Regions from separate parts of the Mus musculus genome. Here region 1 is linked to region 2. Evidence: chromatin loops called from intact Hi-C (ENCODE). Cell type or tissue: heart. All regions are shown on one strand.

Region 1 (8,000 bases), 740 kb after region 2:
GGGGTATGATCTTGAGACGCTTTGAGGGTCTAAGCCAGCGCCGTGTTGATACTAGATATACATAAATGTCTGAAAGCAGAATGCTCTCCCCTCAAAATGCCCCTCTTCCCTTCTTGAAGACATTGAACACATCAGGAAGAAATGGGCAAATGGCCCTTAAGCCCTGTTTTTTACTGTTCTGTTTCCTGGCCTCAATGTACATATAAATAATATGTATTGCATTTGTTGGCCTTTGGTTCATTTTGCTCAAAGAACACAAACAGAATGCTTCAAGAAAGGTCTCCCTCCTGCTTAAGCTGGAGCCTCACTTATTCTGATTCTCTAAGGACAGAAAGATCTTCTATCATCATGCTGAAATCTTTCACTTTCTGCTCTTCTGCCTTGTTCCAGTGAACTTGGACTTTCCTCTAACGAGTAGTCCTGTCTGTTTAAAGGGCATCAAAATGGCAATTGGGACTTTTTTCAGTGTTCCATGTCCAGTTCTTGAATGCACCAATACTTACTTCCAAGTCTTCTTAAGACTGCCTCCCAAATAATGCCTGGGTATGCTGGAACCAGCTCGGGATTAAGAGTTGTATTTAAGCTAGGACTAAGCCAAGCAATATTTTTATTTGGCTCCTGATCTACCATACTTTCGATGACTACCTATAGAATGCCTCAGCAGGCTATAAGTATCTCATTGTAAGATGATCCATAACTCCCAGGAGCCGCATCGTGTACTGGACCTGCCACCTATCACAGGTAAATACATACATTCCTTTTCTATGATAATGTCACCTGCATGTCATTCTCACCTTTGAGCCCTCCAGTTATCAGTTGAAATTCTGTGGGAGTCTCTGTGACCACCAGGACTGGCAGAGTACCCATCTGCTAGAAGCAAGAAGGAATCCGGTTCAGTATGACTTAGATGGTGCTGGCCCCAACCTCTAGAGTGTGACCCTGAGCAGTTGATTGCCAGCATATTCAAGCACAGAATAATTTGGAAAAAAAAAAAACAATTTCTGGTGTAATACAGTCTCATGAGCACAAGGAAACTCAACTCAAATCCATGCCACATCTTCCAAGAAGATGGGTTCTAGAGATAGGCTACATGTATTATCTTAAAGGCCTAGCAAAGGATCTGATATGGTCTCAGTCGTACAGATAGTGTAGATGTCATTTCTGCTGTTAGCTACCTCTGGTCCTGGTTGTGAAAACTTAAGAGCACCCCTGGCAATACAAATAATGCAGAGGCCATTTACTACTAAGCACCTCCAGACCTGCACATGATAGATAATACAGATCACCAGGCTATTGAGCAATCAATCACCTTCATTCCCAGCCTTCTGGGTAGAAAACAGGTTATACATATTTTTTCCTTGAAAAGACAGCCCTGTGTATTTAACATTCCTGGTTTCCCTAGAGCTATTTGTACACACAGGAACCTCACAACAAAAATCCATCTTTGTATTCTTCAGATTACAATGGGCAGGGGTTCGGCATGTTCTTTCTGGCTTCCTTCCGCATAACTAGGGACAAGATGGAATGTTAGGAAAGCAAAGAAAGTGATGTAAGCGGCAAATCTGCTGATGTGGACCAGAGAGCTCTCTTCTGCCTCTCTAGTCTCAGCATCCCATGACATGACATCAAGCTCACCTGGTTCCTCTTTGCAGGCAGAATGCAAGCTGAGTATTCTGTAGGGTAGTATTGTTGTTTCATAAACACTTTCCTAATTTCTATAACCAAACCCATACAGATATTGCCCTACATATTTAATAGTGTTACCCTTACAAATGGAAAACAGTTGAGTTTGATATTTCTTGATCAATATTGCTGTTCTTTTCTGCACAGTGATAACTGAATATTTTCTGCACAGTGATAACTGAATACAGTTAACTGGGATGCTTTTTTTTTTCTAAAACAGAGTACAGCTAAAGTTTCAAAAAATTCAAAGTGTGTGTGTTTGTGCATCTGTGCTTTATGCTGCTGGTGTGTGTGTATGTGTGTGTGTATGTGTGTGTGTTTCATGCTGTGTGTGTATGTCTATGCATCTTTTTGCTTCATCTGGCTGGTGTATAGGAATGGGGTTTTAGCCTAATGGGATGGGGGGTGGTTGTTTTGTTCTTCTGAAGGTCTTAGGATCAAGGCTCCTTAGCCTTCCTCATAAGCTGAGCATCTCCCTAAGTCCACTGGGCACTCACTCTGTAGAAATGGTGGAGAGGTGGAGTGCCTGAGATGAGCCCCCAAGGGCAAACACTGGAACACATTTAATGATGATTATCTGGAGAGACATGTGTGTCCATAGGTGCATTCACACTTGGAGTGAAAACACTCGGTCAGTGAAGACCTTGGACTTGACCCAGACAGAGACTGCAAGCTGCCCAAAGCTCATCCCACAGCAGGACCACTAAAAATGCTTCTGCCTGATATCCCTGCCCTGGGGACCACACTGTGCTGTGAGGGATAAGAATGACTTCTCCCTCTGGGGAAGGAACAGATGTCATACTCTGCTGCCCAGATGACCTCCCTCCTGCATGAAGAGCCCTTAACTACACTGTGTCCACCTCCAGTTCTGCCAGCAGCACCAACCAGAAAGGACAGAAGAGCAGGCAGAACTCCTGTACTCAGAGCTCACATGGATCTGAATTCTTAGAACACAGAAGGCTGGAAGTGCCAGGCTGTTCTGCACAGCAAACACCCAGTGAGCCATTTCACAGCTGTTCCCAAATAGGTGGGTTCTGATTCTGCTTACCTTTCCGTGTCAGGCCCTTGAAGAAAGTGGATACAGCAGTTCCCACTGCTACTCTCTAGCATGCCTCGCACCCTGCCCTTCTATTTGCGTGACCTCGATACTCTCCATTTACCCCAAAATGTCCTCAGCCTCAATGTCCCTCAAGCTGTCCACTAAGGTAGGCCATGTTCTTCCTTGGCCAGAGTGAAAGTTTGTGTTACTGGGGAAATCCCTACGGTGACAGTAACACTGCACCCCTGCAACCTCCTTGGCCCCACTGACAGGGGCTCCTTGTTGCTTTACCCATGGTCCTATGCACCCCAAGGGCTCCAGAGGCTCATCCTGCAGATATGTGTGTTCCCCAGCATCTGTACCTCCACTTGAGGTGCTTGGAGCAGGTCCTCGGTGTGTCTGAGGGCTGCTTGGCCACTTTTAAACCTGACCTAGATGTCTTTTCCCATTCTGCACAAGTTCTAAACCTCTCTGGGCCTCCAGCCCTTGCTCAGACATGGTCTGGGCTTCTCTAAGGAAGCTGAAAGGAGACACCTAAGTTGACTTCCCTCCTTTCTCTTTTTTCCTGGACCTACCTTGCGCCCCCCACCCCCTGCCTCAGCTGTGTGAATTCTTGCTCAATGGAGACATAACGAACATCTACATCCCCATAAAGTTCTAATGACAAAGATATATGTAATTCTACCAAAGTTCAACTAGGGAGTTTATTGGCCTTACCTACAGAACATGGGTGAGGGATTGTATATAGGAGCTTGGGTGACCCAAAACAGCTACACTGCAGTCTTCACCCAGCATGGATGGTGGTGTCCCCAATAGTCACACAGATACAGCTTCCTTTAGTCAACTGTCCCCAGTCTATGTACTCCAAGCCACATAAAATTAGGGAAGAATTGCAAACAAATGGCTAGGACAGATGGCTGGAATCCCAGGTAAGGGTTCAATGACTCTCCCTATTCTGTACTCTTAGGGAATGTGCTCAGTCCACAGACCGGCTGGTGGGCACAGGATGGCTGAGCTGCTGTTTGCTTGGAGAACCAAGTTCTTCAGCATCCCTGCAGCTCCTCAGCATCTTGGGGCCTTGTGCTCTGTTCTGCTCCATTTGAGCTGGGCTTGCTGTAGTCCATCCACCTCCTGCTCCTCCAGGCAGGCTCCATCCTACAGTCCCCAGTACCCTCAGAAGGTGAGTGACCACACAGGCCTGGTTGAGAAGATCCCACAGGCTCGGCAGAGGGGTCATTTCTAAGACAGCCCACCAGAATTCAGTGAACCAAGAGTAAGCAATCCAGTCTTGCAGAGTTGATTGACTTAAGAGAGGAGAATGTTCCACGGGGCCGGAAGCTAATCCAGAAAAGGGAAGGTGCCCTGACCCAGTGTGTGGAGGTTGGGAATCCTCCCTTCCAGACATAGCTTTGCTCTGTCTGCTCGATGGAGTGTTCTTCCACCTCCAAGGCAAGCCCTTGACTATTCTCCTTGTCTGCTCCTCTGACCTCCCGAGGCTGCAGATGCCATGAGTCATTTCAATACCGACTCTTCCACACTTGCTCTTGGCAGCCTCCCCGGAAATAAAATGCTTTGCAAGATTAGTATTCACCACAAAGAATGTGTTTCTCCATTTTTTTTTTACAACTCATTTTTTAATCTCAATGGTTTCAGCTTGTTGCAACCACAATGTGTTACAATTAAATATTAGAAGCGGAAGCAGAGGGGGAAAGGTTGCCTTGACAAAATTTATGTCAAATATTGAAGCTTACAGCAGAACAATGAATCACCGTATTAGTTTCTATAGACATGCAGCTGCTCACACAATAGGCTTGCAAAAGTACCTGTCCTTTCACAGAGCAGCATGTCTGCGGACTTGAGCTAAGCTTCCAGGATACTCATGGCTTTTATCCCCAGGGGTTTGGAGGGGAGTCAGGCAGGAGGCTATGGTCCTCATCGCAACATCTTCTGTGCACGGATAGGAGGGCTATCCAGTGTCTGTGCTCATGAGAATCAGTCATTTTTATGACTGTGGTGAGCTAACGTTGAGTCACCAACTCTTCTGCCTGGATACATCTTCAAGGCAGTGCTGAGGAAATAAATTGGGAAAGTCATTGGAAAATTATTACCTGAAGTCAAGATTCCAGATATTTTACCACGGGCTTAGAAAATTAATTTTCTTCTTCCTCCCTCCCCCTCCCTCCCTCTGCCATCTCTCCCTCCCTCCCTCCCTCCTTCTCTCCCTCCTTCTGTCCTGCCTTAAAGCTCAGTGACAGACACAAGATCCTAAACTCTGATGGAACAGCAATGACTCCGCCAGCCTCTCCTTGCCTTCCACACACAAGAAGCTGACGGTGATCACCAGAACCTCGGTAAAAAGGCCAAGCACACAGCTTCTGGGAAGCCATTGGTTCTAAAAGGTGAAACCTTACCTGTCCTTTTAACAATTGATTCCAGCACAAAATCCACTTCCAACATGAGAACAGAGTTAAGCTGCTAAAGGAAACCCTATCTTAAGCTGGATGCATACACGTAGGTGGAAGACAGTGGCTTCTGTCTGGTCATACGATGATCCCCCTTCCTGAAAATGCTGAGAGCAAACTCACATGTATACTGATGCTCATGAACCTATCCAGCATTATTATATGCAAGCATGTATCTATTTTTATCAAGCAACCTGAAGTATATGATGCATTCCATTTTGAGACAGCCCATCAACAGGTTTGGCAGTATGTGGGGCTTATTTCCAGCAGACTCTCTGAGGTAAGAGCTATAGAAGGACTGTGGGCAGATCTCTTCTTGGTCTCCAAGAGGTACTGAAACAAAGAAATACAAGTGTGTGGTTTCTGACACAGTCCTGGAGTCTAGAAGCCCAAAGCAATGTCAGCATCCCCACTCCTCTGAGGCTCTGGCATAACTTACTTGCCTATCTCAGCTTCTATGGGTCGGGCCATCTTCTGGGTTCACTCATCAGTTGCTTTTCCTGTTCCTGGGACAAAATATTTGGCAGAAGCAGTTAAGAGAGAGGTTTATTCAGCTTATGATTACAGAGAGTCTGGGCCGTCATAGCAGCAAAGTCATGGCAGCTGGTCAGAACTAACTGTTGCAACAGGTGTTAAGTGACAGCTTCCCATGTCCTGGTGACCTGAAAATCAAACAGCTCTAACTCTCAAAGGCTTAGCACTCACAAATAGGCAGGTTCTAGAACCTTCTGAAACAGGGCAACCAGCTGGGTACTGCAGGAGCCTGTAGGGGGCATTTGAGATGCAAGCCATATTAAACAGTGTGTACTGTGGGAATAGCGTCCCAGTGCAGGGGATGATGGGTGGTGCCGGGCATGTCTGCAACCATGGCTTCGGGAGAACTGCTCTCAAGGTCGTACCTCTGGCACTGCTGATCAACTGTTTTCTCAACCAGCTCAATTCTCCAGGGGATGTTAGAGGGAAGGGGGACAGGCTGGCACCAGCAGAGAAAAACTATGTACCCAAGCAACTAAGAGACTTGAGAAGGATGGAAGGGTAGGAGGGCAAAGTGCCTGGGAATGGACAGCACTAGAACTTCATTGGTTCACTAGGGCAGTTGTAACAGAGAACCAGTGACTGGCTTGAAAACAGTGCCTCTCCACCCTGGAGGTGAATCCATGGTCAGGGTGTCAATAGGACCAGTGTCCGAGGGCTGCAAGGAGACCTCTGTGCCAAGGCTTTTCCCTGGCTTCTGGAGGCTGCCGGCGGTCTTTTGTGTTCGTTGGCCTGAATGAACATTGTTCCGAGCTCTGCTTTAATTCATCATCATGCATGACCTCCTCCCTGCATGCTTCTGTGTATGAATGTCCCTTTGCAAGAAGAGTGGTCATATGGAAATAGGGCCCAGCCCTAGCTTAATGTGACCTCATCTGTTTAATTCATTGGTGCCAACCCTCTTTCAAAGAAAGTGATGTCAACTTGGATGGAAGATACAATGTGGCCCATAACAAGGCCTTCTCAGGGAGCAACTATGACCATACCTCAGCAACGACCTCAGGGAACTCTGGGAACTGGGAGGTCCAGGAATTCTACTCACGTTATTGAAGGCCTGGCTTGGAATTCTGACACTGAACAGTCTCGTCATAGGGGCTTGTTAGCTTAGCCTGCATTTTGAACTAACCATGGCCTCTAGGACCTGTTCCGTTGGTGTGTATATCAACAACAATGACTCATGGAAGCTGTGAGCCTGAGATGAGTGTGCATGGGCAGGTAGGTTTGTTGCTCCTCTAGGGAACTGGATTAGGCACATCTTCTTCTACTGAGGCCAAATTAAGCAGTCCTCTACTACATATGTGCCAGGGGCCTCAGACCAGCCCATGTATGCTCTTTGGTTGGTGGCTCAGTCTCTGGGAGCTCCCCGGGGTCCAGGTTAGTTGAGACTGCTGGTCTTCCTATGGGGTCGTCCTTCCCTTCAGCTTCTTCAATTCTTCCCCTAATTCCTCCTTAGGAGTTCCCAACCTCAGTCCAATAGTTGGCTGTGAGCATCTGTGTCTGTCTCAGTCAGCTGCTGGTAGGGCTTTTAGAGGACAGTCATGCTAGGCTTCATCTGTAAATACATCATAGCAGAGATAACCCCAGCCAGGTCTTGAAGGCTATGGCTGATGCTTTTTGCTGACACCACCTCTGACCATTCCCTTGGGTGAGGCTTCAGGATTTTTGCCTCAGGTTCCACCCTTTGGGTTCATTAAAAAGTCCTGGTACCAGGTGCTGAGTCTCCTAGGGTAGTTTAGCTCTGGCCTTGGTCCAGTGAGGTGACCGCCCACTTGTGGCTTGTAACTTCCTCAATTGATCATCTTGAGTCCCAGAATACCTTAGATTTCAGGCCATGGACTACCTTCTTCCCTTCCTCTGTGTCCTCCATATTTCTTGGCTCCCCTTTGGGTAGCCCTTGAAGAACTACTGACCCCTCTGCCTAGCGCCCTACTTAAGGGCCTCTTAACATACCTGCCTTTGCTGTCAAATTTGTCATAACCTTTAATCAATCAAAATGGCCACCCAGTGGCACCCTAGAGCCCAACATTATCGGGGACCTCTGAAACTACTGCCACTAATTGGGGAAACAGAAAAATTTCCCGTTCCCTGTTTTTTTTTTCTGCTCCAAATTCAGTTTGTTTTTGTCTCATTTCCCAACACTGTGTAATCATCCTGTCTTTAATTTACAGTTAATGTAAATGTAAATTTGTTGCAAAGTGGGGGCCTAAGCTGGTCCTGGATAGAAGGGAGTTGAGCAAAAGAGCAGCCCCACTGCAGCAGTACACACCCACAACACTCCTATT
Region 2 (8,000 bases):
GTATAGTGTTTGGTGGAGAAATACCACATTGTCATATTTTCAAATTGTTCAGGGAAAAAAAAACCTAAAAATTCTACAATATGCACATCCACAGTTATGTGTGTAAGAAAAAAAATTCACGTAATTTTAAAGTGGGAAAAAAAAAATAAAGGCCAGGCATGGAGGTACATGGTCTTAATCCCAGGACTTGGGAGGCAGAGGCAAGCAGATTTCTGAGTTTGTGGCCAGCTTGATCTACAGAACAAGTCCTAGATCAGTCAGGGCTACATAGTGAGACCTTGTCTCTAAAAACAAACAAACAAACAAACAAACAAACCAAAACACAAGTTTTAAAAAAGTTTTAAAGATGGTCAATAGCAAGCTGATGGTCATCAATTCATAACATAATCCCTTTTCAAACTGAAGCTAATGTATCTAAGACACACCCCCTGAACCCGACATCATCTTTACCTAATGAAAGGTGCTCTGGAGTTTCCATCTTCATCTAATTCATAAAGAGTATCTGCTCTCAGGCCATCAGCAACAAATAGCACTAATCTTTTTGCTGGAGGAGGCAAAGGTGTAAACTGGGGAGTCATTCCATGAACCAAAGGAGATGTAAAATAAATGTCAAAGATGGAAGCGAAGAACACAAAATGGATAAGCAATCCCAAAGCAAAAAACAGCAGCATATCCACACTGGGCTACCTGCAAGAGAAGCTGAAACAGACACACCTGATGAGGATCTTTCTTCCTTATAAACATCAGTCAAGGCAGGATACTACACAACTAACAACTTGCCTTTCATTTACAATGGTAACAATAAACATTGTTTAACAACTTAAGACTGAAATAAAATATATGTTATAGTACACCAAACAAAAAGAAAGAGTTCAATTAGGATTGATAAACTATAACAAATTCAGTTACCTAGTAAACTATCAAAAATTAGCAAAGGAACCCAAAATAAAAGGCACTGAAAAATTAGTTAGGCTCATTCACAGGAAATCCTAAATAGCAAAAATATATATAATTCAGGACATTCTTGGTTGTGCACACAACACTTCCTACTCTTAGAATTTAAATATATTAAATTACAACTTTAAATTTCTTGAGTTAATTTTTTTTAACTTTGGTAATCATCTTAGGGGAAACTGTCTGACTCTCTTGAATATTAACGCACATTCTATCCATTTTGCTGAGTTACACACAAGAAATTAAACTATCTGTACTTCAGAAAATCTGGACTCTGTAAATAAACACTTTATTTCTCTGAACCAAAAGGTTTATTTATTCATTGAATACAAATTGTGTGTCCCTAGAAAAGAACACCAAGAAAGGCTATCAGAGGTCTGATGAGCTTACAAATACTAAAGAAAGAAAACCAAGCAAATTGAAATGTTTAAATAATACTGTACGATAGGGTCCCATTACACCTCAAAGATCAAAGTGACAATAAAACTTTTTCAAGCCAGTCTTTTGTTTTGTTTTGGTTTTGGTTTTTTTTTAAATAAATTTATTTATTTTATGTATATGGGTACACTGTTGCTGTCTTCAGACAGACCAGAAGAGGGCATCTGATTCCATTACAGATGGTTGTAAGCCATCATGTGGCTGCTGGGAATTGAACTCAGGACTTCTGGAAGAGCAGTCAGTGCTCTTAACGGCTGAGTCACATCTCCAGCCCAGTCTTTTGTTTTGTTTTTATTGGTAAATGTGTCTACAGATTAAGAAAGAAAACACTAGAATTTCTTACTTGAAGCAGTATTTGATACAAATAATGACCTTGATCTTGAAAATATGAAAGATAAGAATTATGGACATATCTTATTCTTCCTGGTCTGAAGAATTAACTATCATAAGGATGGAGAATGTCCTGTAAAAAGGAAAGAGGCACTTAAAATATGCTTATCAAATACAAACAAATTAGAAAAAATAAAATGAACCAAAAGATCAAACTATAAAACACCTTTTTTATTCTAAGGGTGAACAGAGTATTGAAGATTCCTTAGTAAACACATGCAATTTCAAATCTAATCTCTCAGTGTAATGTTGGCTTCGTTCCTAGTTTATATCATCATTAGCCTACACAGTGGGTACCAACATGGTGTTCTAAATATTATTAATGGAGATAAAGAAAAAATTAGCCAGGATTCTATTACCTTCTAAGTCAGCAGTTCTCAACTTGTGGGTCATGATTTCTTTGTGGGGTAAGACGACCTTTTTACAGGAGTCACTGAAAATAATTGGAAAACAGGTATTTACATTATGATTCATAACAGTAGCAAAATTAGTTATTATTAAGTAGCAACAAAAATAATTTTATGGTTGGGGTCACTACAACATATTAAAGGGTCACAGCATTGGGAAGGTTGGGAACCACTGTCGTAAGCAAATATTTGTCAATAGTTTCTTTAAAAATTTTATCTTATCTCTATTTTTATGGAGGCAAACACATTTGTATACTTTTTAAAAAATAGATATTAACATTTAAAAATGTTTTATTACATTTTGTGTTTGTTCGTGCATGTATGCATGCTTGTGTGTATATATGTGCAACTATGTGTGCTTTTGTGTGTGCAACATATGCATGTCATTGCACAAATGTGGAGATCAGAAGGCAATGCTGGGACCAAACACTGGTCTTCAGGTTTAGCAGCAATGCCTTTACCTACGGAGTCATCTTGTGGGCCCCAGCATTCGCTTTTCCTTGAACATACATTATTATTCTCTTAAAAACAAACTCCTCCCATATATCATGTCCCATTACCACATTTTTCCCTAAAATGAATCTTGACTAACAAATCCTAAACTGGAAAACACTGATGTAGTTTTTGTCTTCAATTTTTGACTACTAATAGCATCTATGTGATTAAATACAATAATATCTGTGGAGCTTTGGATTTAGCTCAGTGGTAGATTTATGGGTTTATTCATAACTGACTTTGATGATTTAATGTCTGCCTTTGTCATTTCACTATAATTCAAAGACAGCAGAAAAGGTCATCATCCGCATCCATCACATTACTATGCAATGATCATGTTTGCTCAAATCTAGGATTACATTTCAATGGCAATATGTGAAATAGTCACTAGAGGTCGCCTTGCTTCTCTCTTTGGGTTTCCTGGATAAGGTGTGTTAAGCTTCAAAGATACTTTCAAAATAAACCCCCAAACGCCAATGTTTTATGATTAAGTAATTTATTATATATGAAGGAAGTTACAGTAATTTGAAGTATGACTATTCACATACACTATCACATTTTCTCCAGCAATATAACTTTTTTTCATAAATGTAATCACTTCTTATTCACAATTATTAAAAAAGAAAACTTCACTAACATAGTTGTTTGGAAACTTCCAAAAACTTCCAAAAAAGTGCATAACTATTAAAACTTAAAACACACCTATGCATTTGCCTATACAAATATAGTTTATATCCGTGAGATATACACCACAATAAATTAAAAACTAACAAAGTATTAGAAAATATCAAACACTAAATCAAACAAACTTTGCATTTATATTATTTGTGGTTATTTAGGACTATGGAATTCTAAAATAATTTTAATATATAAATGATTTAAGTATTTAGGAGAAAAACCCTATCTTTTCTATTTTTATTGTTAAGAGACAAACTTCAATGACTATCCTTACTTATTCAGGTAAGATGTCAGCCCTAAAGACTTTGACCTAGGTCAGTCTTCCAAAGAAGAAAGACATTTTCCAACAACTATTAATAAATTATAAGTAGAGGGCAGAATTTCTTAATATCCCAGTGTGTGCATTAAAACTATTCAAGCATGATACTGAGAGGCAAAGTACCCTATGGGAAGATGGTTCAGCTGATTTGTTGAGAACTTGCAGTTAGACAAACAAGCCCTTAGTTATAGGATAGGAACTAGAAGCACTCCAGATGGTAGGTCAGCCACTAAACTCTACTTTCAACTTAAGACTCAAAGGCAAACCTTTTAAACCTATTTTTAATTTGTGCTTTCAAATTCAGTCCCTAAATTCATGCTGCTGCCTCTTTTTGCCCTACTGACATAACTTTCACAGGCTCTGCTAGTCATTGATACCCGTGTTTCAAAAACCTGCCAAATGTCCTCAGTATCCAGTATTTCATTGATTAACTGACTGTACTGGCTGGTTTTGTATGTCAACTTGACATAGGCTGCAGTTATCACAGAGAAAAGAGCTTCAGTTGAGGAAATGCCTCCATAAGATCCAGCTGTGGGGCATTTTCTCAATTAATGATCAAGGGGGAAGGCCCCTTGTGGGTGGGACGATCTCTGGGCTGTTTGTCTTGGGTTCTATAAGAGAGCAGGCTGAGCAAGCCAGGGGAAGCAAGCCAGTAAAGAACATCCCTCCATGGTCTCTGCATCAGCTCCTGCTTTCTGACCTGCTTGAGTTCCAGTCCTGACTTCCTTTGGTGATAAACAGCAATGTGGAAGTGTAAGGCGAATAAACCCTCTCCTCCCTAACTTGCTTCTTGGTCATGATGTTTGTGCAGGAATAGAAACCCTAACTAAGACACTGACCACACTAACATTTGCTGCCAACCAGCTACCAGGCACTGTGGCAAGAACATTCACAATTCTATGTACTTTCATTATCTCTCTGGGCAGATGAATGTAAGAGAAGATGGGAGAATTTAGGTCCAAACATTTTCAACGTCTCACAATAAATGATATGTATATGATGTGCCCTTCTATTATTTTAAGAGCAGTTTTCCTCAGGCACCCTAAAAGTATATTTCTAAGCATCGCCATTACAAAGAAGAAGAAAATACACATTTCTGCTCATGTTTTTCCCATGCCATTCACTAATCCTCCATTCCAAAATTTGGTTACATTTTTAATCTCTTTGACAATATCAAAGTTAGAACTGATACCCCCTTTTGCTAAGAAATGTGAAACATTAAAATATTGCTCATTCTATACTATTGCCATGTTACTGAGGATTTTTTTCCAGATTCATTAATAAATAGCACAGTACAGCATTTAGTCCAACGAATTGGAAGCTAAAAGTCTTATTTAAAAAAAAATCCTTACTACTAACACTATTTTTAAATTGCTTCACAATGTAGCAAGGGTCTTTATGGTCTTTTACTATTTGGGCTAACTTTCTCCCCATCTCCCGGTCTCCTATGCTCATTTAAACCACCCACCCCAACCTCCAGTATTCCCCCTCCCACCTTCATATCACATGTAACATACTTTAAAAGCTCCTGTTAAAAAGCCCAAATAATAACTATATAGTAATACCAACCAAAGAAAGCATTTCAGAGCCTCATTCAAATGAAATTTTAGTTTCCTGTGAGACTGATTAAACTGAAATTAAAACCTACACTTAACTGCTGGGATACTTTACATGTAAACCGGTAACCAGACCTGAGGTCATATAACAATGCTCTATTTTTATTTTCCACAAAGATAAAGGAGATACTTCATTATATATATCAGAGCAGATGGTTAGCACTGTTGGCTATTTATTTTGTTGTCTGTTAGGACCTGGTGTTAATAAGAACTTAATTCTAAAACCAGGAAAAAGTGGCATTCTATGTTTAACAAAATAGAAGATATGAGGGCTAGGAGTCTAATAGCGACAGGGAAACTTCTTATCACCTCAAACTACAATCAAGGAATAGCATAAAGGATAAATGATATTCCAAACCTACGAGTATAGTTATGTGCTAAATGTTTCATAAAGGCCATCAAATCTCTCTACAGAGTACAATTTTTTAAATCGCTAAAATTTGATTGATCCATAAAGAAAACCTCGATTCTAGCCTAAATGGACTTAGCAAGGTTTCAGGGGATTGTGGAAAAGAATGGTTTTGGACAAAAGATAGGTGATACTTGTTCCAACGAATGTGTCCTAGTGCAGTGGACATGACCAGGCCACTGAAGCGGCCCAGACAACTTAGTTGTACTGAAGAGATAGCGCTGATAGTTTGAAAAGTTCCTTTGATGTAAAGTGTATGTTAATTTCCATGGGTTTACATATTACTTAGTTTGTCGTCCAAGACCAGGCTGTTCACAGATGAGTGTAAAGGCATCTCGAAACTCAAATGTTGCAACTTCCGTCCAGGCTCTATCTGCACCCTTCAGCTTTCTAAGTCCTATTCCCGGACGGAGGGGGCGGGAAGGCGCCCTCCTTAACCACAAGGAGGCCATGCCGTCGCCAGATCTCCAGGGGAGAGAGCAGATGGCTGGGAAACTAGGGAAGAGCAAAGAAGCCAGATTCTGACCGCTGCTCAGAGCACTTGCTATCTGGGCGGTGACAGCAAACAGCGACAAAAAACTGAAGCGTGAAGGGAGAAGCGGGCGTGGGAACACCTTAAGTGCAAGGGTCCCGGGACTTTACCTGAGAACTATCCGGCTCAGGCCCAGTCTTGGGAACGGGACCTCCTCAGAACGAAGGCAGGACCCAGGGCGGTGAAAGATGTCGGGAGGGTTCCCTTCAACCCTCAAAAACCACAGCCAAATCGTACCCCTCAGCGACCTCCACCTCTACTGCTCCAGGGAACGCCCCCAACCTGCCCCAGGCCTTCGCTGCTCTCGCGATAACTCTCTGGCCAGGTCCTGTAACTCCAGCCAATCCTCGAGAGCTTGTGGGCGGGGTCTTATGTTTGAGCCTGGAGCGGTTCCTTCGATCTTGCCACTCCAAGGCCAGAGGTGGGTGGGGCTGAGGCGGGGACGGGGCGGGGCGAAGATGGGACCAAGCCAGTTCTCGCGAGACTAGGGACCAGGAAGACGCCTGCAGAGTCGGCTACTGGTGCAGCAGCGGCTGAGACGGGAGGTGCTGCTGCATACCGGGCTCCTGCCTCCCAGTCCGGCCTAGGCTCTAGGTGAGGAGAGGTGCGGTCGGCCTGGGCTGCCTAGGTGGTCGGCGGCTCTCGGGACCTAACGGGGATTCAGGCTGAGGGCCTGTCGGGCCAAGCAGGGAAGCACCCACATTCCTGACAGAATAAGATGGCGGCGATGGCGCCCGGAGGTGGTGGCAGTGGTAGCGGAGTAAATCCTTTCCTCAGTGATTCGGATGAGGACGACGACGAGGTAGCGGCAACCGAGGACCGGCGGGCAGGACTTCGGCTGGGTGCCGGGGTCGGCCTAGATCCTGGTTCTGCAGGCTCCCTGTCGCCACAGGACCCCATGGCCCTGGGAAGCAGCGCGCGGCCGGGGCTCGCTGTGGAGATGTCCGCCGCCCCGGCGGCTCCGGGGGGCAGCGGGGAGACCCCTGCCCGATTGTCAATCGATGCCATCGCCGCTCAGCTGTTGCGCGATCAATACTTGCTGACCGCCCTGGAGCTGCACACCGAGCTGTTGGAGAGCGGCCGCGAGCTACCACGACTGCGCGATTACTTCTCCAATCCTGGCAACTTCGAGAGGCAGAGTGGGACCCCCCCAGGGATGGGGGCGCCCGGGATCCCTGGCGCCTCCATCGTCGGAGGCGCTGGAGGTCGGGAACCGAGTACGACGTCGGGCGGAGGACAGCTCAGTAAGTAGGCGTCGCCTGTCACACCTGCAGATGGGGGATTAGAGTTGGAGTGCAGCTGAAGGGGATTGTGGGCGGGTACTGAGTCTAGGGTCGTCTTGAGAAGGGAGAGTATGTTGAGTGAGATGCGAGGTGTCCTGTGTACTGCAAACAGAAAGATCCTGCTGTAGCTCTTCTTTGCATTGGTTTCCGATCTTTGGCAGGTGTTGTACAGCTCCTGGCTCCCCGTTGGTGTTGGGACCTATAACATCAGGGTTTCCAGTTTATTGAGTATTATGGCACTCTAGAAAGCTTCCTTATTGCCTGGGCATTTTTCTCTAGGCAGTTTTCCTTTTTTCCCCAGGCTGTTGAATCACACTACGAGGAAATAAAATGTTTCTTAGTAATTCTTTGACTCAAGAAAAAGAACAAACAGGAAATGTCAGCCCTCTGTACTGAAGTTCAATCCACTGAAGATCTTTTGTCTTTGCTTTTCCATTATTTTGTATCATTAATATATGCTAATAAAAAGAAGGAAATGA

Evidence for each region. A loop is a pair of places that touch in the nucleus more often than their neighbours do. Peaks named below come from ENCODE experiments on the same cell type or tissue, not always from the same donor. Only the 100,000 strongest peaks of a DNase experiment are listed, where the experiment ranks them.
Region 1: a loop joins it to region 2, with 6 times the contacts of the local background. A loop is called at or near these places in 7 of 42 quality-filtered maps.

The regions. Positions count from the first base shown.
Region 1 is chr1:106,396,772-106,404,771 of GRCm38, forward strand. No RefSeq gene overlaps it. Among named protein-coding and RNA genes, the nearest start is that of Gm41928, 120 kb to the right of the region's middle. In heart, no CTCF peak of the experiment used is centred here; a DNase peak (open chromatin) is centred at 4,250.
Region 2 is chr1:105,657,152-105,665,151 of GRCm38, forward strand. Pign (phosphatidylinositol glycan anchor biosynthesis, class N) reads right to left here and starts at 6,525. Exons shown (of 31, transcript NM_013784.3): 1 at 6,349-6,525; 2 at 2,142-2,215; 3 at 1,736-1,855; 4 at 451-699. The coding sequence starts at 671. It overlaps Relch (RAB11 binding and LisH domain, coiled-coil and HEAT repeat containing), which reads left to right and starts at 6,710. Exons shown (of 29, transcript NM_173187.4): 1 at 6,710-7,482. The coding sequence starts at 6,957. In heart, CTCF peaks have their summits at 3,069 and 6,174; DNase peaks (open chromatin) are centred at 6,620 and 7,400; H3K4me3 peaks cover 2,663 bases; H3K27ac peaks cover 2,109 bases.